2 separate regions of the Homo sapiens genome follow, and region 1 is linked to region 2. Evidence: chromatin loops called from intact Hi-C (ENCODE). Cell type or tissue: dorsolateral prefrontal cortex. All regions are shown on one strand. Links, peaks and the distances in the headings refer to the core of each region. The heading gives the core; the rest is flanking DNA.

What was found. Hi-C counts contacts between places; a loop is a spot of excess contacts. Peaks named below come from ENCODE experiments on the same cell type or tissue, not always from the same donor. Only the 100,000 strongest peaks of a DNase experiment are listed, where the experiment ranks them.
Region 1: a loop joins it to region 2, with 2.9 times the contacts of the local background. A loop is called at or near these places in 3 of 110 quality-filtered maps.

The regions. Positions count from the first base shown.
Region 1 is chr16:29,783,933-29,796,051 of GRCh38, reverse strand. It overlaps KIF22 (kinesin family member 22), which reads right to left and starts at 5,301. Exons shown (of 14, transcript NM_007317.3): 1 at 5,223-5,301. The coding sequence starts at 5,292. It overlaps LOC124903675 (a long non-coding RNA gene), which reads left to right and starts at 10,719. Exons shown (of 2, transcript XR_007065048.1): 1 at 10,719-11,095. LOC105371167 (a long non-coding RNA gene) reads right to left here and starts at 8,539. Exons shown (of 2, transcript XR_950983.1): 1 at 8,506-8,539; 2 at 7,929-8,130. RefSeq lists enhancers at 5,491-5,890, 10,681-10,770 and a silencer at 11,627-11,766. In dorsolateral prefrontal cortex, for the core only: CTCF peaks have their summits at 5,327 and 5,526; a DNase peak (open chromatin) is centred at 5,431; H3K4me3 peaks cover 2,081 bases; H3K27ac peaks cover 1,366 bases.
Region 2 is chr16:28,967,887-28,978,925 of GRCh38, reverse strand. It overlaps SPNS1 (SPNS lysolipid transporter 1, lysophospholipid), which reads right to left and starts at 4,148. Exons shown (of 12, transcript NM_032038.3): 1 at 3,534-4,148; 2 at 3,369-3,434; 3 at 882-1,018. The coding sequence starts at 3,774. RefSeq lists a silencer at 3,792-3,881, a cis regulatory region at 3,918 and enhancers at 3,834-4,003, 4,102-4,211, 4,292-4,411. In dorsolateral prefrontal cortex, for the core only: CTCF peaks have their summits at 4,164 and 4,821 (motif pointing left); DNase peaks (open chromatin) are centred at 4,215 and 4,795; H3K4me3 peaks cover 1,380 bases; H3K27ac peaks cover 1,192 bases.

The DNA of each region.
Region 1 (12,119 bases), core at 4,350-6,849, 820 kb before region 2:
TGATCTGCCTGCCTTGGCCTCCCAAAGTGCTAGGATTATAGGTGTGAGCCACCCTGCCCAGCCTGTACCTCCATTTCTTAACTGGGGTTTCTAATATGTATTGAGACGTATGTATACTCACAGACCCACCCACCCCTGCAAACTGTTAATGATGATCTTCTCTTGATGGGGAATTATGTGGGTTCTGCAAAAACCACCGACATGCAATTCTTCTCTCATGTAAACTTAACCCTGAATTTGCTTCAGATGATTAAGTTTTTTTTGTTTTGTTTTGTTTTAGAATTGGCAACTGAATTATTTTTATCATCAGAAAACACAATGAAGATAAAACTTAAAAAAAGAAAAGCCCTCTATTTTTGTGGGGGTTAAATGAGCTGAAAATATCTAAGGAGAGTATTACTCTATTTTACGTTGGAGGATAACATACTGTAGCTCATAGTGGAATTCAAACCTAGATCTCTTCCCCTCTAAAAATCTGCTTTTAATAGGATGCTGTATTGCTTCCTTATTATGTACCAACTGGGAAAGCTCCTGGCAGCTCTTTCCCTTCCTTGCTGGTGGTAGCAGCTGGTTGCTAGGAGCCATAGGCCTCGCAGAAGGCAAAAGGCTGGCTGGTATACGTAGCCAACACAGAAACAGCAAGACGAAAAGGCAGACAGATGACCCCTACAAAGAATCTTACACCTAAGTAAGGCATGCCCATAAGCAGACGGGCTGTTTCAAAAACTGAACCTCCATTCCATCATCTGATAAATGGGGCTACTAATACCATTTCTCACGTTATGGTAGCAAAGCGCTTGGACATCTAGTTCTCATTTGTTCCTCATGGCAATCCTGAAAGTCAGGAGCAAGCAGGTAAAAACCTGCAGATGCATGTGTGCAGATAGAAAACTGAGGTGCACTGACTTGTCAAAAATATGTGCAGGACCTTCCTCTGCCTGCTTTCACAGGATGTTTTGGGAGAACAGAAAGATGGCAGATGTAGAAGCACTTAAGGAAGCGCAGTGATCAATCTAAGGGGAAGGGGAAGTCAGTAATGAGGTAGAGTGTAGACTCTGGTCAGACAGAAGTGGACTTCAATTCCAGCTCTGACATTTATTAGCTTGTGACCTTGGACCTTGGTTTCCTTGTCTGTAAAATAAGGTTGGGGGTGGGCCTTGGGCTTTTTGAGAATTTGGCCGGGCGCAGTGGTTCATGCCTGTAATCCCAGCGCTTTGGGAGGCCAAGGTGGGCAGATCACCTGAGGTCAGGAGTTCGAGACCAGCGTGGTGGTGAAACCCTGCCTCTACTAAAAATACAAAAATTAGTCAGGTATGGTGGTGGACGCCTGTAATCCCAGCTACTTGGGAGGCTGAGGCACAAGAATTGCTTGAATGCGGGAAGTGGAGGTTGCAGTGAGCAGAGATTGCGCCACTGCACTCCAGCCTGGGTGACAGAGCAAGACTGTGTCTCAGAAAAAAAAAAGATAATTGAAATAAGTGCCAGATAAAGTGGCAGCACAGTGACTAGCACATAGTAGGTAGGTTCATCATTCAAGGTAAAATGGCCTGGGTTGAAATCCCAGCTCTGCCATTTACAGCTAGCTAAGTAACCTAGGGAAATTATTTTCCATCCCAGTGCCTCAATTTCCTTACCTGCAAAATGGGAATAAAAATACCTCTTTGTTAGGTTGTTAGGAGAGTAATTAAGGTGATTCATGTAAAAGTGCTTAGAACATTATCTGGTATTTGGTGAAAGGCCAGTAAGTGCTTTTTAATGTCCGTCTCCCATTTTCCAGATGAGGAAACCTCAGTATAGAGGGGTTAGCTGACTGACCCAGGGTCAACAGCTAGTGACTGACAGCTTCAAATGAAGATCTAACTCCAAAGTGCTTTATATGAACCCTCCTCAGCCTCCTTAGCCCCTTCATCTTTGCATCTCATAAGAATGTGAGGATTCAAAGTAATAATGTACATACAATGTTTAGCACAGTGCCTGGCAGCAACTGCTCAGTCCTTAGCTGTTATTATTACACCCTTTCTCTTGCTACCCACTCCTCCATCCCTGCAACTTGCTTCTGCCCTCACTATTCAGCAGGGTCACCCATGACTTCCCTAGTGCTAGATCCAGTAGGCATACTCAGCCTCAATCCTGTTGGACCTCCCAGAAGTATGCGACACTCTTGGGAAACACACTTTTCCCTTCATTTCCATGCCCCCCACCTTCCTGGTTGTCTTACCTAGTTTTCTGTTCACTCCTCATCCTAGGATCCGTCTATCCTTTCTCTAGACCAGCATTTCTCAACTTCAGCACTACTGACATTTCGGGCTGGCTAATTCCGTTGTGGGGCTGTCCTGTGCATTTAGACTGTTAGCATATGCTTACTAGATGCCAGTAGCATTCTCCACCCTCACCCTCAAGTTGTAACAACTAAAAATCTCTCCAGACATCTCCAAATGTCCTGTGAGGGACAAAGTTGCCCCGAGCTGAGACCACTCAGATTCATTTCATAGGCAGGTCACCCGCCCTCTTGGCTTCAGTAACATCTTACAGCTGATAAGTCCTATTGCACGTTCTGCACAAGAGCTCTCAACTGCAGCCCACGTTCTGAACGGCTGCCCTGACGGCTCCTTTTTTTTGAGACAGAATCTCACTGTCGCCAGGCTGGAGTGCAGTGGCGCTCTTGGCTCACTGCAATCTCCGCCTCCCGGTTCAAGCGATTCTCCTGCCTCAGCCTCCCGAATAGCTGGGACTACAGGTGCACGCCACCACGCCCAGCTAATTTTTGATTAATTTTAGAGACAGGGTTTCACCATGTTGGCCAAGATGGTCTCGATCTCTTGACCTCGTGATCCACCCACCTTGGTCTCCCAAAATGCTGGGATTACAGGCGTGAGCCCAGCCGACGGCTCCTCTTAAACTCCACCTGTCCTAAACTGAACCCTCCTTCCCCATCTCTCTGCAGCCTCCTCCTTTGATCTCTGATGTAAATGAATGGCACCAACCCCAAAAGTGGGAGTCTTTAACTCCAACGTCTCTTACCTCCCACATCAGTTCATCATTAACATCTGTCAAGTCTATCTCTTTAAATCTCTCTTGAACAAGTCCACTTCTCTCCACTCCCACTGCACTACCTCTGCCCAAGGTCATGGTCTTTACAGCCTTCCTTGCTGGTGGTAGCAAGGTGTCTCCCTGCCCTCTAGTCATTCCCTCTGTTTCCTTCCTTGCAGTGTAAGTTACCAGTCATGATGAATTTCCTTCACTTCCTACAAAACTCCAAGTTCTCTTGCACCTTTGGATTTTTGTCCACGTTAATCTCTCTCCCTAGAATATCTGCATTGCTCCCCACCCCACCCTGGAGTGACTAAGGTAAACACATTTTAACTCCTCTTAAAAAACAAAACCAAAAACCCTTTCCTGGTAGACACTAAGGCTTTATCAGGTGCAACCACAGCTCATGTTAGCCCCTCCATAAGCATTTGTCACACCCCACTATTGCGTGTTTGTCACTTTCTCCACCTGACTGCCAACTGTGAGAACAAGTTTTATCCTGCTCACCTTTCTAACCCCAACACCTGGCGCAGAGTAGGCCCTCAAGAAGTATTTGCTGAAAAAAATTAAGATTTAGTGAATAAACTACTAATCACTGGCTTGTTCATTTCCATCATGAAAATGGCTCACGGCCATTCCTGCCCCAGGGCTCACAGTCCAGGGTAGGAGGGAAGAGGGGAGGGCCACATGTAAACAATTATTTACTGCACAAGAGTCTAGCCCTTTCATGATAAAAGCAACCTTGAGCTTGGACCAGGCTAGCAATTATTAATTTTCCCTTCTTTCACAATTCCTAAATTTCATTCACTCTTCTCCCTTTTATTGATGAGGAAATTGAGCTAAGAGAGCATCTTACATCATAAATAAGAAAACACTTGCTGTTCTTGTCTTCTTAGTCAAGGCCTGGCAAACTCCTATCCAACCTTTGAAACCCATCTCAAGTATCATTCACTCCCTTAATGAAGTCCTCCCAGAATACTCAAGGGCTTACTTCAGATTCCACACCCTCAGTTTATACACATCTCTCATTGTGTTTCGTATTACATCTACGTATGTGACACTCTATTGAAACAGACTGTAAATTCCTCGAGGAAGGGACATTATTCATTCAGGCATTTTCATATCTACCATGCACCGGACACAGTGCATCTTCGAAGGGTAAGGGGAGACTGTGCTCAGCCAGCAGGGATAACATGTACTTGGGCATAATGGTTAAGAGCAGAGGTTCTACACTCAGACTCCTTGAGAGCGAATTCAAGCCCCAATATTTACTAGTTGTGTTAACTCTGAACAAACTAACCTCAGTTTCCTGTGTAAAACAAAGACAGTAATAGTAACAACCTGATAGCATTGTGTGGACAATAAATGGTTCACCACCATAAAATGCCTACAACTGTGCCTGGCACATAGCAAGAGCTCTACATGTGTTAGGCATTCTCCTAAATGTCTGTTTCCCCACGAGGCTAACGAGGGCTCCAGTGAATTACTATGGCGCTCACCATCATCACTAACGAGGATTAAGTCTCCGGGTTAGAGAGGCACATGTAAACAAATACTCACATACAAGATTTTGGGTGTCCTAACAGCCTTTCCAACCCTAAAATAGCATTCACTTCCATGCTAGAGTGAAAGGAAATTTTAGTCTTTTATTTCGTTTTCCTGTAATCGCAGAGCATCTTACGCTGCCAACTCAAACCCAGCAGCAGCCGGGTCTGTTCCTCAGCCCGTCCTCTTGCATCTCTCAGGGATGTCTCTGCACCCAAACACCATGTCCCACACAGAACCCTTCCCAATACACGCCTCCGGCTCCCTTCTTCTCGTCCTCGTGGCTAGAGCGTCCGCCACTCTTCTCTTGCTTATTCAGGTGATCTCCAGGGATGAGGCCATGACCCCCGTTTCACAGACGAAGAAACCGAAGCTCACAAAGAAAAAGTGCGCGGGGTTCAAGCCAAGAGCCTGGACCGGAGACCCGAGTCTACTGACCCAAGGGGAGAGCAGGAAACAGGGAGAAGGCAGGAGCCAGGCGGGGCGACCGGCTCGCGACCCCACACTCTCACCGTCCCCCTCTCCCCGCCCCTGCGCCATGGCCGCCTCTCCGCGACAACCCGCAGAGCCTGGACCACACTCCGACACATAACTCCCACTAAACTCCAGACGTCGGTACCCGCCTTGCCCAGGCCGGGCTCAAGTACCTGAGATCGCCGCCGCTGAAGCTGCCGCCATCTCGCGTCGCCTCTGCTGCGTCGAGCCGCCCGCGGCCATTCCACTCCCTCCTTGGGCCCGCCTCTCCCATTCGAATTCCCCGGTGCCCCGCCCCCTCTCCCAGGTTCCACCAATCAAGACTACGCGCCGCCGGAAGCTGCTGCGTGTGGGTCGCCACTATCCCGCCTTCCAGCGCTCGCCTCCGGGTCCCCAAGAAAAGGTTCCCCTGGTCAGGACGCATGCGCGCGCGTGGGCCGCGCAGCCGTTGATGTCTGGAAGCGCGCTGCGATACAAACCCCTACGCAGGGATGTTGGCGACGGTGGCCGCTGGGGGAGCTGCTCAGCGCCGCCCGGCACTGGGCTCCCTTTCCCTTTACTTTCTGCAGTTTCTTGCCTCCGTGGGTGGTTGGCGCGTCTGCGGAGCCAGGGTCGTTGTGTGGATCGTGGGACTGCAGCCCCAGCCAAAGGGCTATCACGTCTGGTCGGTTCTGTAGATCTGGGCCCCAGGGGCTGGACTCTGGGCAGTCACGTTGCAGTCGCTGCCTGCTGGGCCCAAGGCCACTGTAGGTCCCCTCGCGTCCGTGTCAGCCCAGGAGAGCAGCTTGGATGTTCCTGTCTTTATAACTTGGCACTCAGCACGTCGGCGAAGCGTGGAAAACGCTTAGTCTGTGATTCAGTCCCACTCACCCACGGTTCCGGTTCCCAGTCCTTAAGAGTACAGCAGTCCGTTGAGTAGCTCTCTGTCCTTTCTGAAGGGTTGGCTAGGGACGGTCATTCCACTTTTGAGCACCAGGTAGGTAGGGCCCAGGTTTAGACATTATGTTCCACCCTGTTGAACAACAAAACAAAACACGGGCCGGGCGCGGTGGCTCAGTCCTGTAATCCCAGCACTTTGGGAGGCTGAGGCGGGAGGCTCACCTGAGGTGAGGAGCTCGAGACCAGCCTGGCCAACATGGCGAAACCCCGTCTCTACTAAAAACACAAAAATTAGCCGGGGATGGTGGCACGCCTGTAGTCCTAGCTACTCGGGAGGCTGAGGCAGGAGAATCGCTTGAACCCGGGAGGTGTAGGTTGCAATGAGCCGAGATGGTGCCACCGCACTCCAGCCACGGCGCCAGAGTGAGACTCCGTCTCAAAACAAAAAACACAAATCTTAGATCAGTGTTTCTGAAACGTTTTGCCTTGGGATCCCACTACAGTTTTTAAAAATGAGGCCTCCAAAGATGTTTTGTGTATATGAGGGTTTTTGTTTTTTTGTTTTTGAGACGGGGTTTCACTTCCATCTCCCAGGCTAGAGTGCAGTGGCTCAATCTCGGTTCACTCCAACCTCTGCCTCTTGGGTTCAAGTGATTCTCCTGCCTCAGCCTCCCGAGTAGCTGGGATTACAGGTGTGCACCACCACGCTCAGCTAATTTTTGTATTTTTATGGAGACAGGGTTTCACCATGTTGGCCAGGCTGGTCTCAAACTCCTGACCTCAAGTGATCCACCCGCCTTGGCCTCCCAAAGTGCTGGGATTACAGGTGTGAACCACCAGGCCTGGCCGTATATACTGTGTGTGAAGTGAAACTAAATTAAAGTTGACATTAATGAATTTAAAAATTACAGTAAAAAACCCATAGACATAAAAAGGACATCTAAGTAGTGGTTGCCAGGGGATGGTGAGGGGCTGAGGAGCTGGCACTACAGCAATAGATATAACGAGTTTCTTTTGGGGGTGATGGAAATATTAAATATTTTGGAATGAAGTAGTGATGATGGCTGCGTAACGTAATAAACATACTAAAAACCAGAGAGGTGTGCACTTTTTTTTTTTGAGACATAGTCTCTCTCTGTTGCTCAGGCTGGAGTGCAGTGGCGCAATCTCAGCTCACCGTAACCTCCGCCTCCTGGGTTCAAGCAATTCTCCTGCCTCAGCCTCCCGAGTAGCTGGGATTACAGGCATGCACCACCGTGCATGGCTGATTTTGTGTTTTTAGTAGAGACGGGGTTTCTCCATGTTGGTCAGGCTGGTCTTGAACTCATGACCTCAGGTGATCCATCCGCCTCGGCCTCCCAAAGTGCTGGGATTACAGACGTGAGCTACCAAGCCCTGCCTAGACCTCCATCTCTTTTTTTTTTTGAGACGGAGTCTCGCTCTGTGGCCCAGGCCGGAGTGCAGTGGCGCCATCTCGGCTCACTGCAAGCTCCACCTCCCGGGTTCACGCCACTCTTCTGCCTCAGCCTCCCGAGTAGCTGGGACTACAGGCACCTGCCACCACGCCCGGCTAATTTTTTGTATTTTTAGTAGAGACGGGGTTTCACCGTGTTAGCCAGGATGGTCTTGATATCCTGACCTCGTGATCCACCCGCCTCGGCCTCCCAAAGTGCTGGGATTACAGGCGTGAGCCACTGTGCCTGGCCTACCTCCATCTCTTAAAAAATAAAATTAGCCAGGCATGGTGGCACACACCTATATTCCCAGCTACTTGGGAGGCTGAGGTGGGAGGATTGCTTAAGCCCAGGAGTTTGAGGCTGCAGTGAGCCGTGATGGTGCCACTGCACTCTGGCTTCAGTGACAGAGGGAGACCTTGTCTCAAAGACACACAAAAAAACTAGATTCTCATATCTGCTTCTGCATTCATGCTGTTGTGATGTCACATATAATATAGTATTTTGAATACTCCACTATATACTTGAGAAACAATGCAAGAGAAGTCAATTGGTATCTTAGTTTTATTATGAAAATAGTTTTGAACTTGTAGACCCACTGAAAGTGTCTCAGGGACTCCCAGAAGTCTCTGGACCATACTTTGAGAACATCTGACATTGGCAATTGGCAGTTTGGTCTTCCTTGCCTGTCAGAAAAGGCTGTTCAGTTTTCACATTTGTTGTCAACTCCAGATATTTGGTAAGAAACCTGCCAGAAATAGTGAAAAGAGCATAGATCAAGGAGATAGGGCTTCTATGTTTGAATAAACCATTTAGGTACAGGGCCTTGGTGCCAGGCTGCCCAGACCAGAGATTTAGCCTCTTTGTGCCTCCATTTCCTCAGATATTAAAAGGGAATAATGGTTGAAATACCTCCTAGGGTTGTTTTAAGGATCTGCATCTGGCTGGTAGAAATTAGGGTGGTTTGGCCAGGCGTGGTGGCTCATGCCTGTAATCTCAACACTTTGGGAGGCTGAGGCGGGCAGATCACCTGAAGTCAGGAGTTTGACACTAGCCTGGCCAACATGGGGAAACCCTGTCTCTACTAAAGACACAAAAATTACCCCGGCGTGGTGGCACACACCTGTAATCCCAGCTATTCAGGAGGCTGAGGCAGGAGAATCACTTGAACACAGGAGTTGGAGGTTGCAGTGAGCTGAGATTGCACCACTGCACTCCAGCCTGAGGGACAGAGCAAGACTCCATCTGAAAGAAAAAAAATTAGCCAGATGTGGTGGCATGTGCCTATAGTCCCAGCTACTTGGGAGACTGAGGCAGGAGGATCGCTTGAACCCAGGAAGTGGAGGTTGCAGTGAGCTGAGGTCATGCCTGTGCACTCCTGCTGGGATGACAGAGAAAGAAACAATTGATTTTTAAAAAATAACTTCCAGGCCGGGTGCAGTGGCTCACGCCTGTAATCTCAGCACTTTGGGAGGCTGAGGCAGGCAGATCATGAGGTCAGGAGATCGAGGCCATCCTGACTAACACGGTGAAACCCCGTCTCTACTAAAAATACAAAAAACTAGCTGGGCGTGGTGGCGGGTGCCTGTAGTTCCAGCTACTCGGAAGGCTGAGGCAGGAGAATGGCGTTAACTCGGGAGGCAGAGCTTGCAGTGAGCCGAGATGGCACCACTGCACTCCAGCCTGGGTGACAGTTGGAGACTCCTCAAAAAAAGGCTGCTCACGATGGCTCACGCCTGTAATCCCAGCACTTTAGGAGGCCGAGATGGGCGGATCACAAGGTCAGGAGATTGAGACCATCCTGGCTAACACGGTGAAACCCCGTCTCTACTAAAAATACAAAAAATTAGCCAGGTGTGGGGCGGGCGCCTGTAGTCCCAGCTACTCGGGAGGCTGAGGCAGAAGGATGGCGTGAACCCAGGAGGCGGAGCTTGCAGTGAGCCGAGATGGCGCCACTGCACTCCAGCCTGGGCGACAGAGTGAGACTCTGTCTCAAAAAAAAAAAAAAAAAAAAAAATTCCAAACTATGTCTTTAAAAGAAGCAAAGGAGGTCAGATGTAGTGGCTCATTCCTGTAATCCCAGCACTTTGGGAGGCTAAGGTGGGAGGATAGCTTGGGTCTAGGAGTCCAAGACCAGTCTGGGCAACCTAGTGAGACCCTTCTCTACAAAACATTTTAAAATTAGCCAAGTGTGGTGGCGCATGCCTGTACTCCCAGCTACTTGGGAAGTTGAGGTGGGAGGATCACTTGAGCCCAGGAGGCTAGGTTGTGGTGAGCGGAGATCATGCCGCTATTGTATTCCAGCCTGGGCAAAAGTAAAACATAGAGTTTGTGCCATAAAAGATAATTAGTGGGTCTAGGCCTGGCGCGGTGGCTCATGCCTGTAATCCCAGCACTTTGGGAGGCCGAGGCGGGCAGATCACGAGGTCAGGAGATCGAGACCATCCTGGCTAACACGGTGAAACCCCGTCTCTACTAAAAATACAACAAATTAGCCAGGCGTGGTGGCGGACGCCTGTAGTCCCAGCTACTCGGGAGGCTGAGACAGGAGAATGGCGTGAACCTGGGAGGCGGAGCTTGCAGTGATGCACTCCAGCCTGGGTGACAGAACGAGACTCCGTCTCAAAAAATAATAATAATAAAATAAAATAATAATAATAATAATTAGTGGGTGAGGCCGATGATTCTGTCCTTCAAATATGTGAAGATTAAATTAAGGTCATCTGGGACACAGCAGCAGTGATGGAGAAGAGAATGGGGGCTGGACGATAGAGGACCAGACCTGGAGGGTCTCGTGGAGAAGGGGTCCTCGAAGAGATAATGGAGCACCATGGGTGGCCAGGAAGCTATGCCAGTCTATCCCACGTGGACACCCTTTGCCTTCACTTTTATGTACTTTGATATAACAGCCGCATTGGCCGGGGCGGGGCACTACCAAAAGGCAGGACTCAGCCTGGGGTCCTGCTTCCCAGCCCCCAGGTAGCTCTCTGTAGAGGGTCCTTCCCTGCAGGCAATGAGCTCCCCGTTTGTAGCGGCTGTGCATGGGTTAATTGATGTCTTCATTGGAATGGTGAGGCTGGGTCTGCAGAAGAGGAAAGAAAAGAGTATGTTAATTAAAACTGTCAACTAAAGAAAAACTCAGGCTTTTAAAGAATTAGTTTTATTCACAAATCTTACCTAGAATGGCAACCCGTGAGCGACTTTGAGAGAGTTTCTGTTAGACTGCTCCAGCCCGTAGTTTGCGTGCGGGTGCTGGTGGGTCTGCCCTGCAGAGAGTTGCGTTAGCAACCATCCCTCCCTCCAGCGCTCGCCTCCGGGTCCCTAAGGAAAACGTTCCCCTGGTCAGGACGCTGGAGCGCGCATGGGCCTCGCAGCCATTGACGACTGGACGCGAGCTGCGGTACAAACCCCGACGCGGAGACGTTGGCGACAGTGGCCGCTGGGGGAGCTGCTGAGTGCCGCCCAGCACTGGGCTCCCTTTCCCTTCACTCTCGGCAGTTTCTTGCCTCCGTGGGTGGTTGGCGCGTCTGCGGAGCCAGAGTCGTTGTGTGGATCGTGGGACTGCAGCCCCAGCCAAAGGGCTGTCACGTCTGGTCGGTTCCGTCACCCACGGTTCCGGTTTCCAGTCGTTAAGGGTCCAGCAGTCTGTTAAGTAGCTCCCTGTCCCTTCTGGAAGCTTGGCCAGGGAAGGTCATTCCACCTTTGAGTTCCAGGTAGGTAAGGCCCTGGTTTAGACATTATGTTCCACTTGATTGAACAACAAAACAAAACAAAACACAAATCTTAGATCAGTGTTTCTCAAACGTTTAGCCTTGGGATCCCATTAGTCTTAAAAAATGAGGCCTCTAGCCTGGGCGTGGTGGCTCACGCCTGTAATCCCAGCACTTTGGGAGGCCGAGGCAGGTGCATCACGAGGTCAGGCGTTCAAGACCAGCCTGGCCAACATAGTGAAAACCCCTCTCTACTAAAAATAAAAAAATTAGCAGGGTGTGGTGGCAGGCGCCTGTATTCCCAGCTACTGGGGAGGCTGGGGCAGGAGAATCGCTTGAATCTGGGAGGTGGATGTTGCAGTGAGCCGAGATCACGCCACTGCACTCCAGCCTGGGCAACAGTGCAAGACTCCATCTCAAAAAAAAAAAAAAAAACAAAAATGAGGCCTCTAAAGATGCTCCGTATATATGGGTTTTGATCCATATTTACTGTATTCAAAATGAAACCAAATTAAAGTAACATCAGTGAACTTTCAAATTACAATAGCAAACCCACAGACATAGAAAGTACACCTGAGTGGTGGTTGCCAGGGGATGACAAGGGGTTGAGTAATTGGCACTACAGTGAACAGATGTAACTGCTTTCTTTTGGGGGTGGTGGAAGTGTTCTGGAATGAGGTAGTGGTAATGGTTGTACAATACAGTGAATATACTAAAAACCATGAAAGTGTACACTTTTAAAATGGCATTTTTTTCTTCTTATTAGAGACAAGGTCTCACTGTGTCACCCAGGTCGGAGTGCACTGGTACAATCATAGCTCATGGCAACCTCAAACTCCAAGGTTCAAGTGATCCTCCTGCCTTGGCCTCTGGAAGTGTTGGAATTACAGCTGTGAGCCATGGTGTTGGGTATCAGAAGAACCAGCCCCCAATATTTCAGCGTAGGTTCTTTCTATTTTCCCTAAGTGTTGGCCGGTCTGAGAAATAAAAAGAAAGAGTACAAAGATAGGAATTTTACAGCTGGGCT
Region 2 (11,039 bases), core at 3,760-6,259:
CAACTTTTCACAGAGCTATTGCAAGGACTAGACAATAAAAGGTCTAAATAAGACAACCCCTGCTTGCCTGGTAGGGGAAAGTTTTTTAATTTTTTTTTTTTAATGAATAAGTGACCTTAGATGGGAGTTTATGTGTCTACCAAAGGCACCTGAAGCTAAGGACGGGTACAGTCACCCAAGGAAAGTACGTAGGTCCTGGGGCTGAGGACAGAGTTCTGGGGTGGAGTGAGAACAGACAGAGGAGGCTTCAAAGGAACAAAGAAGCAACAGCCAGGGAGGCAGGAGGAAAGCCAGAAGAGTGTGGCATCGCAAAGGTAGGAGAGAGTTTCAGGAAGGAAGAGTGGGTCAACAGTGCCAGAGGCTCCTAGCATGAACAGGACCAGGAAGTTGGAGCTGTGTTTAGCAACTAGGAGGCCACTGTTAACTTTGGCAAGAGCAGGGTCCGTGGAGTGGTGGGAGCAGAAGTCAGTGGCAGCGCTCGAGGGGTGAGCAGGCGTGAGGAAGTGCAGGCAGAGTGATGGCATCTCCCCGGCTGCTCTTTTACCCACACTGGCACCACGCTCTAGGGGCCCTTCAGGAAGTCTGATCAGGAATGAGAGGAGGGAGAGAGGGCAGGCCAGGTAGGGTTTGGAGTGTTTAGGTATGGAGTAGAAGGAGTCAGTGGTCAGGGGAAGAGGGGATAATGGACAGAGAATGCTCTGGAAGAAAAGGGGAGGATGGGGTGGGGCAGGTTAACTCAGGCAAGGAGGGGTATAAAATGGCATGGACCAGGGAAACTGCAGGAGTCCCTGAGGCCCAGTCTGCCATAGCTCCAAGGAGCAGCAGCAGAGACTGACAGGGAGGGGGTGTGGGCAGAAACAGGAGCCAGCTTGGGGCCTCACCTCTCCGGGGATGAAGGATGACCCCAGTGTCACCAGGGACCAGAAGGCAATGCCCCCGCACATGAGATACTTCCGATTGTACCTGTCACCCAGGTAGCCAAACACAGGTGCCAACACCATGTAACTGGAGATGAACACTAGGGGGAAGCAGAGAGTCACAGCTCAGCCCAGGTACCCCTACCTCCCACTCCCACCCCAGCTGGAACCACTAAAGCACAGGAGATGCCTGCCTTCTCCTTACAGAATTCACAACACCCCCACATCCCAGCCTGAAGCCCATCAGAGCTTCCTGTCAGGCGGATGGTCCAGCTCCATCTTGAACACCTTTCCAGATTTCCCATTGTATAATGGATGGTCCCACTACTTGTCAATTCCTTCCACCTAGCCAAAACAAGCTCCAAACTCCATGCATACCATGGCTCACAATGCCCCTGTCCAATCTAGGCCCTGCCTACCTCTCCACACTCATGGCCAGCCTTTTTCCCTTCCTCTGTCTGCATCCCAATGGCCCAATTGTCAAGGCCAATACCACTAGGGGTTTAGGCACCTACTGCCTCCTCTATCAAGGACATTCTCTCCTCTCCCCCTGAAACTTCACAGAGCATAGTTCCTTCAGGTTCCAGCTCAGATACTTGCCCAGGGCCAAGGGTGAAGCATGCTGCCCAGGTGAGCACACATCCAGTACCTGACTCTCACATTTACTTTTTTCTCTTTTTTTTTTTTTTTTTTTTTAAACGAAGTCTCGCTCTGTTGTCAGGTTGGAGTGCTGTGGCGCGATCTCAGCTCACTGCAACCTCCGCCTCCCAGGTTCAAGCAATTCTGCCTCAGCCTCCCAAGCAGCTGGGACTACAGGGGCGTGCCACCACGCCCAGCTAATTTTTGTATTTTTAGTAGAGATGGGGTTTCACCATGTTAGCCAGGATGGTCTCAATCTCCTGATCTCGTGATCCACCCGCCTCGGCCTCCCAAAGTGCTGGGATTACAGGTGTGAGCCACAGCGCCTGGACTGTTTTCTGTTACATAACACTTATCCCTATGGGAAAACTGTCCCACTTTAGTTTAGCGTTTTACTGGCTGTTGCTGCCTCATGCATAGCGTACTATCAGCTCCCAAGGCAAGGTCCTTGCCTGTATTGGCCATGACTGTGTTTCTTTCACTTACTTAACACACAGCCTAGTGCAAAACAGGTGCTCAATAAGCATGTGAAGAGAGTGAATAAATCCGGCTGCCTAGAAAGAGCTGCTGCTCTAACTCAACAACTCTTCAGAGGTTTGAAGACCTTGCCCTATGATCCCATTCTCATTGCTCCAGACTTCACCTCAAATACCTCCAGTTCCTCATTGGCCTGGAGTAGAGAAAAGAACACTGCAAGACCTGGTTTCAAATTCCTGTTCCGCCTCCAACTGGTGGTGTGACCCTGGGCAAGTCTTAACTCTTCTCCAAGCCTCAGTTTCTTTATAAGCTGTAGATATCACTACCTACTTCCTCTATAAAATAGGAACAGTAACACCTATTTTTGACTGATAGAAGGATTAGAAGACAAGGGGCATAAAAGTTCTTCGCAAAGTCCTACAGGTGTAATCATCACTTCCTCCAGGCCTGGCACACAATGAGTACTCAGAAATGGTTGAGAAATGAATGAAGGATGGAAGGAAGAAAAAGGGCTTGGCTCTAGCTTTGCCTCTCCCACAAGTCCCAAAGTTGTGAACAAGTAAAACACACCTCTCCCCATTCCAGACACCCTCTCCTGCCTTTACTTATTTATTTATTTATGAGATGGAGTCTCGCTCTGTCACCCAGGCTGGAGTGCAGTGGTGCGATCTCGGCTCACTGCAACCTCTGCCTCCCGGGTTCAAGTAACTCTCATGCCTCAGCCTCCCAAGTACCTGGGATTACAGGCGCTCGCTACCATGCCTGGCTAATTTTTGTATTTTTAGTACAGATGGGGTTTCGTCATGTTGACCAGGCTGGTCTTGAACTCCTAACTTCAAGTGATCCACTCATCTTGGCCTCCCAAAGTGCTGGGACTACAGGCGTGAGTCACCACACCCAACCCTCCTGCCATTATTTACTGGGTGTCTACCATGTGCCAAACACTGCACTAGGCCCTTCACAGACAATCTTTTAGTTAATCTTCACATCAGTCCTAAGAGATGATTCGTGTTATTACTTGTTCCATCTTATAGACAAGGAAAATGAGGCTTAGAGAGGTTGAGTGCCTTGCCTACCATCACACAATAAGTGGAAGAGCTGAGATTTAAACCCAGGTCTGTCTTCACCTGGGTGAAGTTATACTTAGTTATACTAAACTGACTCCCTCTTTAAATGTGGTGTCCCGCTGACCCCCGAGCAACATCAGGGCCATCACCTCCCCTAACTGGCCACAAAACCTCCATTAATGAGCCCCTAGACAGGCCAGCGCGTGGCCCCACTTGAGACAGAACAGAAGGAGGAGCGGCTGTGTGACCAGGAGTGGTCCCCACTCACCGGTCTGGATGAGCCCAGAGCTACTGTCCCCGATGTTGAAGAACTGCTCGATGTCGGGAAGGACGCCTGAGGAGAAAATTCAGGATGGTCCGGCAAAGCAGCGCCACCCTCGGGACCCTGGCTCCCCTCTCCTAGACTATCTTCCTCCCAGAAGTGAGTCCCTACCAGCCACGGTGAAGCGGTCCATGTAGTTCAGGAGATTGATGTAGCACAGCACCGCCACTATGAGAGCCGAACGGCCGGGAGACAGGCCGGTGATGCGCTGCAGCCCCTCCTGGTCCGGGACCTCGGGCTCCTCGGACTTCGGGTTCCCCGTGGACCCTGGCAACCCCGGGGTGCCAGGCACTGGCCCGTCGTCCGGGTCATCCGCCTGGCTGAGGAAGGGCGCGGTGTCGGACCCGGCCATGGTCCCGGGGGGCCGCGCCCGCCCGCGCTCCGGTCCCACCGACGATCCCACCTGCGAGGGGAGGAGGCTGGAGAAAGGAGGATGGACCGAACACAGGCGAGGGAAGTGCGCCCGGAGACGGGGAGCTTGCCCTGAAGCACAGAGCACCACTGAGAAGGGACCCGGGCCCTGTCACGCCTCCCCGTCTCAGTAGACACACAGCGCGGAGGGGACGTGCGGAATACACGTGATGTCGGGGACAGGAGCGGGCTGAAGAGGGCACGATCCCACGCGGAGGCCACCCCTCACCCGGGGTAGGAGCCCGCTGCACTTGCTGTCGCTCAGCCCGGGCGCTGCACCACGGCAGCCGCCATGTTGCTTAAAGCCGGTCATGTGACGCGGGAGCCAGGGTGGAAGGGGTCCCCGCGGGCAAGCCTTCGACACGTGACCTGCCACCCGACTACGGAAGCCTCTTGGGCGTTCCGCCCGGGCTCACATGTCATGTGACGGCCGGCCGGTCGCCGGAGTAACCAGGAACTTTCCCAGACCCTGCGGTCCCTGGAGCGTCAAAAAGAGCGTCCCCGTGACTAGGTGGAGTCGCCTGCCCTTCCGAATCTCAGCTGTCTTATCTGGAACCCCCACGTGGCAGACTCCATCTTCATCAAACGGGATAATGGGGTCTCAAAAGGTTTTGGAAGTAGTAGATACCTCTAAAAGCCAAGGAGCAGCCCTAGTTCTCGGGAACCATCCTGTCTTCCTCCCAGGGTCTGGTTGGCGGCTTTTTACTCTCAATAAAGGATGGATGGATGGATGGATAAATGGATGGATGGAGCTTGAGCAGCGCGATGGATGGAGGATTGGAGGGACGGAGGGATGGACGGACGGACGGATGGAGCTTGAGCAACGCCCCGCCCTTTGTTGAGATTCCCCAACCCTGCTAGCCTTGTAAACTCCTGAGCCTTCACCGTGGACACTTAAATACCTATTAAAGGAAGCGTCTCCACCCGCCGCTCCTGGAGCATATTTTTCCTCACTCCAATCGGGATTGGAGCCCTTGCGCCCTCCGGTGGGCTTTTGTAGGGCAGGCAGGAGCTCCTAGCCTAAGGAGACTCCCAGCTGCAGGACTAGGGTCAAAGGGATAACTTGGGAGTGGTTCTTTAGTGGCACCCTATAATCTCCAAGCTACATCTAATAAAGCACTCTAAGTAAAATTAGTATAGTTCTGTGCAAATACAGCTTCAAGACCCATCTTTCAACCAGCCCTTAAAGGCCCTCTACTGAAATCCTGGAATCTCGTGGGGAGAGCATCCCCCAACCCCAAAACGCCTTGTTAGAAACTATTTCGAGTCCGAATACCCATAATTGGCTTTAACCCCCCCCCCCCCCCCATATTAGGTGCCTCGTGTTTCAGAACCTTAAGCTTGGTTTCCCCTGGCGGACAGGAACTTCAGGTTGCAGGCATTTAATTCCCTCAACAAGATATTATTGAACATGTATGTGCCTGGCATTTTACCAGGTTTCAGGGAAAGGCAGACTTACTCCCTTCCCTCGTGGAGCTTATCTAGAGAGTGATACGCATTGTAAATTGCACCTCTGAAGTGAAAAGGCAAGCCACAGGTTGAATGAAAATATTTACAAAGCATCTATCTGCCAAAGGACTTGTATCCATGTAAAGAACTCTTTTTTTTTTTCTTTCTTTCTTTTTTTGGAGACAGACGCTTGCTCTGTCACCCAGGCTGGAGCTGGAGTGTAGTGGCGGGATCTCGGCTCACTGCAACCTCCACTTCCGGGGTCCAAGCGATTCTTGTGCCTCAGCCTCCCAAGTAGCTGGGATAACAGGCACGTGCCACCACACCCGGCTAATTTTTTGTATTTTTGGTAGAGATGGGCTTTCAGCAGGTTGGCCAGGCTGGTCTTGAACTCCTGACCTCAAGTGATCTGCCCGCCTCAGCCTCCCACCGTGCTGGGATTACAGGGGTGAGCCACCATGCCCAGTGTCATTTTAATTTTTATATTTGTAGAGATGAGTTATCGCTATGTTGTCCAGGCTAGTCTGGAACTCCTGAACTCAAGCAATCCTCCCACCTCATCCTCCCAAAATGCTAGGACTACAGGTGTGAGCCACTGCACCCAGCTCTTTTGTCCATTTTAAAAATTGTGTTTTTGGCCAGGCACAGTGGCTCATGCCTGTAATCCTAGCCCTTTGGGAAGCTGAGGTGGGAGGATCACTTCAGCCCAGGAGTTCAAGATCAGCCTGGGCAACAAAGCAAGACTCATCTCTACAAAAAAACTAAATAAATAAAAATTAAATATACACTTCCCATATGACCCAGCAATTCCACTCCTAGGTAACCACCAATGAGAAATGAAAACGTGTCCAAACAAAAACCTGTATATGAATGTTCATAAATGCATTATTCATAATAGCCCAAAAATGAAAAGAATCCACATGTCCATCAACAGGGGCATAATCTATTCATACAACGGGAATAGCTTAACAAGAAAAAGGAATGAACTGTCAGAGACGTTCGGACCAGAGTGACTCCATCTTGAGTGACGGTTAGGAAAATAAGGCTGGGACTTGCTGGACTGAATTACAGAAAGTAAGGCATTCCTAGACTCGACATGTTTATGGTTAAGGAAACAATAACGTTTACTAGGCCGGGCGCAGTGGCTCACGCCTGTAATCCCAACACTTTGGGAGGGCGAGGCGGGTGGATCACAAGGTCAGGAGTTCAAGACCAGCCTGGCCAAGATGGTGAAAACCCATCTCTACTAAAAACACACACAAAAAATTAGCCAGACGTGGTGGTGGGCGTCTGCAATCCCAGCTACTCGGGAGGTTGAGGCAGAGAACTGCTTGAACCCAGGGGGCAGAGGCTGCAGTGAGCCGAGATTGTGCCACTGCACTCCAGCCTGGGCAACCGTGTGAGACACCGTCTCAAAAAAAAAAAAAAAAAATTAGCCGGGCATGGTAGCACACACCTGTAATCCCAACTACTCAGGAGGCTGAGGCAGAAGAATCACTTGAACCTGGGAGGCAGAGGCTGCAGTGAGTTGAGAGAGCACCACTGCACTCCCACCCGGGCAACAAGAGCAAAACTCCATCTCAAATAATAATAATATAATGTTTACTAAACAGACCCAGACTTGGGAGTGTCCAGATATCCCAATATATGGAGAACAAAGCATTCCTAATTTTGCTTTAAAGATAACAATATTGATTCTTGCTAAATATAGTAATTAAGAAAATTAGCCGGGCGCAGTGGCTTATGCCTGTAATCCCAGCACTTTGGGAGGTCAAGGCAGGCGGATCACGAGGTCAGGAGTTCAAGGCCAGCCTGGCCAACATGGTGAAACCCCATCTCTACTAAAAATACAAAAATTAGCTGGGCATAGTGGCGTGTTCCTGTAATCCCAGCTACTCAGGAGGCTGAGGCAGGAGAATTGCTTAAATTGGGACCCAGGAGGCGGAGGTTGCAGTGAGCCAAGATCGTGCCACAGCACTCCAGCCTGGGCGACAGAGCGAGACTCCATCTCAAAAAAAAAAAAAAAAAAAATCCTTTATCACAAACCCTTGTAGCAGAGCACATCTCCCCATATATATGAGTCTTGTACATAAGGTGGATGCCTTCCCCTTCTTACTTTCAGGAATGTCCTACTCTGTCTATGGAGTAGCTGTACTTTCACCAGTTTACTTTTTTTTTTTTTTTTTTTTGAGACGGAGTCTCACTCTGTAGCCCAGGCTGGAGTGCAATGGCATGATCTCAGCTCACTGTAACCTCTGCCTCCCAGGTTCAAGTGAGTCTCCTGCCTCAGCCTCCCAAGTAGCTGACATTATAGGCCCCAACCATCTCGCCCAGCTAATTTTTGTATTTTTAGTAAAGATAGGGTTTCGCCATGTTGGCCAGGCTGGTCTTGAACTCCTGACCTCAGGTGATCCGCCCACCTCAGCCTCCCAAAGTGCTAGGATTACAGGTGTGAGCCACTGTGCCCGGCCCAGTTTACTTTCTTAATAAACTTGCTTTTACTTCACACTGTGGACTCACCCTGAATTCTTTCTTGCACGAGATCCAAGAACCTTCACTTGGGGTCTGGATCGGGACCCCTGTCCTGTAACAGAACTACTGATACAAACGCAGAAACATTGTGTTAAGTAAAAGAAGCCAGACACAAAACACTGCATACTGTTATTCCATTTATATGAACATCCAGAGAAGGCAAAAGTAAGGTGACAGAAAGCAGATTAGTGGTTGCCTGGGGTCATGGGCAAGAGAAGGAAACTTTTGCACAACCGTGTACATCTACCAAAACTCACTGAAGGCCAGGCATGGTGGCTCATGCCTGTAATTCCAGCACTTAGGGAGGCTGAAATGGGAAGATGTTTGAGGCCAGGAGTTTGAGGCTGCAGTGAACTATGATTGCGCCACTGCACTCCAGCCTGGGTGACAGAGCAAGACCCTGTCTCTACATAAATAATTTTTTGAAAAAATTCACTGAACTGTATGCTTAAAATGAGTCAATGTTTAGGCATATTAATTAAACTACAATAGGCCGGGAGTGGTGGTTCACGCCTGTAATCCCAGCACTTTGGCAGGAGGATCACTTGAGTTCAGGAGTTTGAGACCAGCCTGGCCAACATGGGGAAACCCTGTCTCTATTAAAAATACAAAGATTAGCCAGGCGTGGTGGTGAACACCTGTAATCCTAACTACTTGGGAGGCTGAGGCAGGAGAATCGCTTGAACCTCACTGCAGAGGTTGCAGTGAGCCAAGATCGCGCCACTGCACTCCAGCCTGGACAACAGACTGAGACTCCGTCTCAAAAAAAAAAAACAAAGAAAAAACCAAAGAAAATATCATTCTGGCTGCAGCATGGAAGATGGATTTGAGAGGCCAGAGGGGAAACAGCCACCCGTGAAGCGGCTGTGGCACTAGCCTAGGCTGCAGGCAGTGGTGGCTTGGCCTAGGACAGCATGGAGACGGGCAGAGGGAGCTGATTTGGGAGGGAGCTGGGGCTATTAAGTTGAACGGGTGATGCAGTGGGTGTGGGGGATGAAAAGGGATCAAGAGTGAAGCTTTTCTGGCTCACGCAGAGATGGATGATGCTGGGATTCTTTGAGACAGGAGTTTAATCATTCAACAAACATTTGTTAGGATACTACTGTGTCAAGGTGTCAGACACCAAGCAAGAGACTTTTTTGAGATGGGGTCTTGCTCTGTTGCCCAGGCTGGTGTGCAGTGGCACAATCACAGCTCACTACAGTCTCGAACTCCTGGGCTCAAGCAATCCTCCCACCTCAGCCTCCTTCCTGAGTAGCTGGGACTACAGGCATGCACCACACACTTGGCTAATTTTTTTTATGTTTGTAGAGATGGGGTCTCACTAGATTGCCCAGGCTGGTCTGGAACTCCTGGCCTCAAGTGATCCTCCCACCTCAGCCCCCTGAAGTGCTGGGATTACAGGCATGAGCCACTGCGGCCCAGCCAAGAGATTTTTAAGAAGAGTTTATTTTCAAGGAACTTACAGTCCCATAGGGAAGCAAAACCTGGATGCGTGGATGGGTGTACCAAGCCAGACTCCAAGCAGAGGTGGGACACACAAAAGACAATGTGACCAGTCCTACGAGGAGCCTTATGGAAGAACTGACCCTGAGTTGGAGGGGGTGACAGGGGTAGGGAGGTGGGAGACAGTAAAGGCATAGAGAAAAAAAGGCAAAATGGTATGTTGCAACTTCAAGTATGATCAGCTACATTGCCATCACTTGGGACCTTGCTGGAAATGCAGCATCTCACGCCCCACCTGAGCTGCTGATCCAGCATCTGCACACTAACAAGGTCCCCAGACAACCTGTGTGCACACTGACGAGAGTCTCTGGTCTCCTTGAGAATTCTGAGCCATACATCAGACCCACCTGCATCTACACCGGGCTGTGCAATGGGAGGCCCTGTGGTCTAGAGCACGTTCATTCATCTTTCTAAGCTTCTGTCTTTTTTTTTTGAGACAGCGTCTCACTCTCTCGCCCAGGCTGGAGTGCAGTGGTGCGATCTCAGCTCACTGCAACCTCTGCCTCCCAGGTCCAAGCAATTATCCTGCCTCAGCCTCCCAAGTAGCTGGGACTACAGGCGTGCATCACCATACCTGGTTTTTTTTTCTTTCTTTTTGTAGAGATAGGGTCTCACCATGTTGGCCAGGGTGGTCTTGAACTTCTGACCTCAAATGATCCATCCGTTTAGGCCTCCCAAAGTGCTGGGATTACAGGCGTGAGCCACTGTGCCCAGCCCTAAGCTTCTGTTTTTCTTCTGTAAAATGGGAATAAGAACACCTACCTCACAGGATTGCTCTGAGGATGAATAAGGTTATGAAAAGAGCCAAGGTTGGTATGTGGCACTGAGTAAAGGAGCATTAAAGTTTCAAGGGTCTCTAATCAGGAGAGTTTGAGGAAGATTATCCAGAGCCAGCTGCAGTGGTTCACACCTGTAATCCCAGCACTTTGGGAGGCCAAGGCAGGAAAATTGCTTGAGGCCAGGAGTTCCAGACCAGCTTGGGAAACCTAGGGAGAGTCCATCTCTACACAAAAGTTTAACAATTAGCAGGTGTGTTGTCATTCACCTGTAGTCCCAGCTACTCAGGAGACTCGGGAGGATTGCTTGAGTCCACAAGATCGAGGCTGCAGTGAGCTATGATAGCACCACTACACTCCAGCCTGGGTGACAGAGAAGACCCTATCTCAAGAAAACAAAACAAGGCTGGGAACGATGGCTCACACCTATAATCCCAGCACTTTGGGAGGCAGAGGCAGGCAGACTGCTTGAGCTCAGCAGTTCAAGATCAGCCTGGGCAACATAGTGAGATCCTACCTCTACAAAAGATACAAAAAAATTAGGTGGGCATGCTGTCATGCACCTGTGATCCCAGCTAATCAGGAGGCTGAGGTGGGAGGATCACTTGAGCCCCGGAGGCAGAGGTTGCAGTGAGCCGAGATCACACCACTGCACTCCAGCCTGGGTGATAGAACAAGACCCTATAAAAAAAAAAAAAGAAGAAAAGAAAAAGAAAAAGAAAAAGAAAGATCACCCTAGATATTCTTTTAGACATGTGAAAGGATGAACAATCTCATCATAAAAGATAAAGAAATGCAGTCTTTCCCATACCCTTCCCAGATTAAGTCAGGGGAAGGTATGAGGAAACTGGAACCTTCCAGCACTTGCTAGGGGACATGTAAAAATGTACAGGCACTTTGGTTAGCAATCTAACAGTATTCAAGAATTAGTGACCAGTGATTC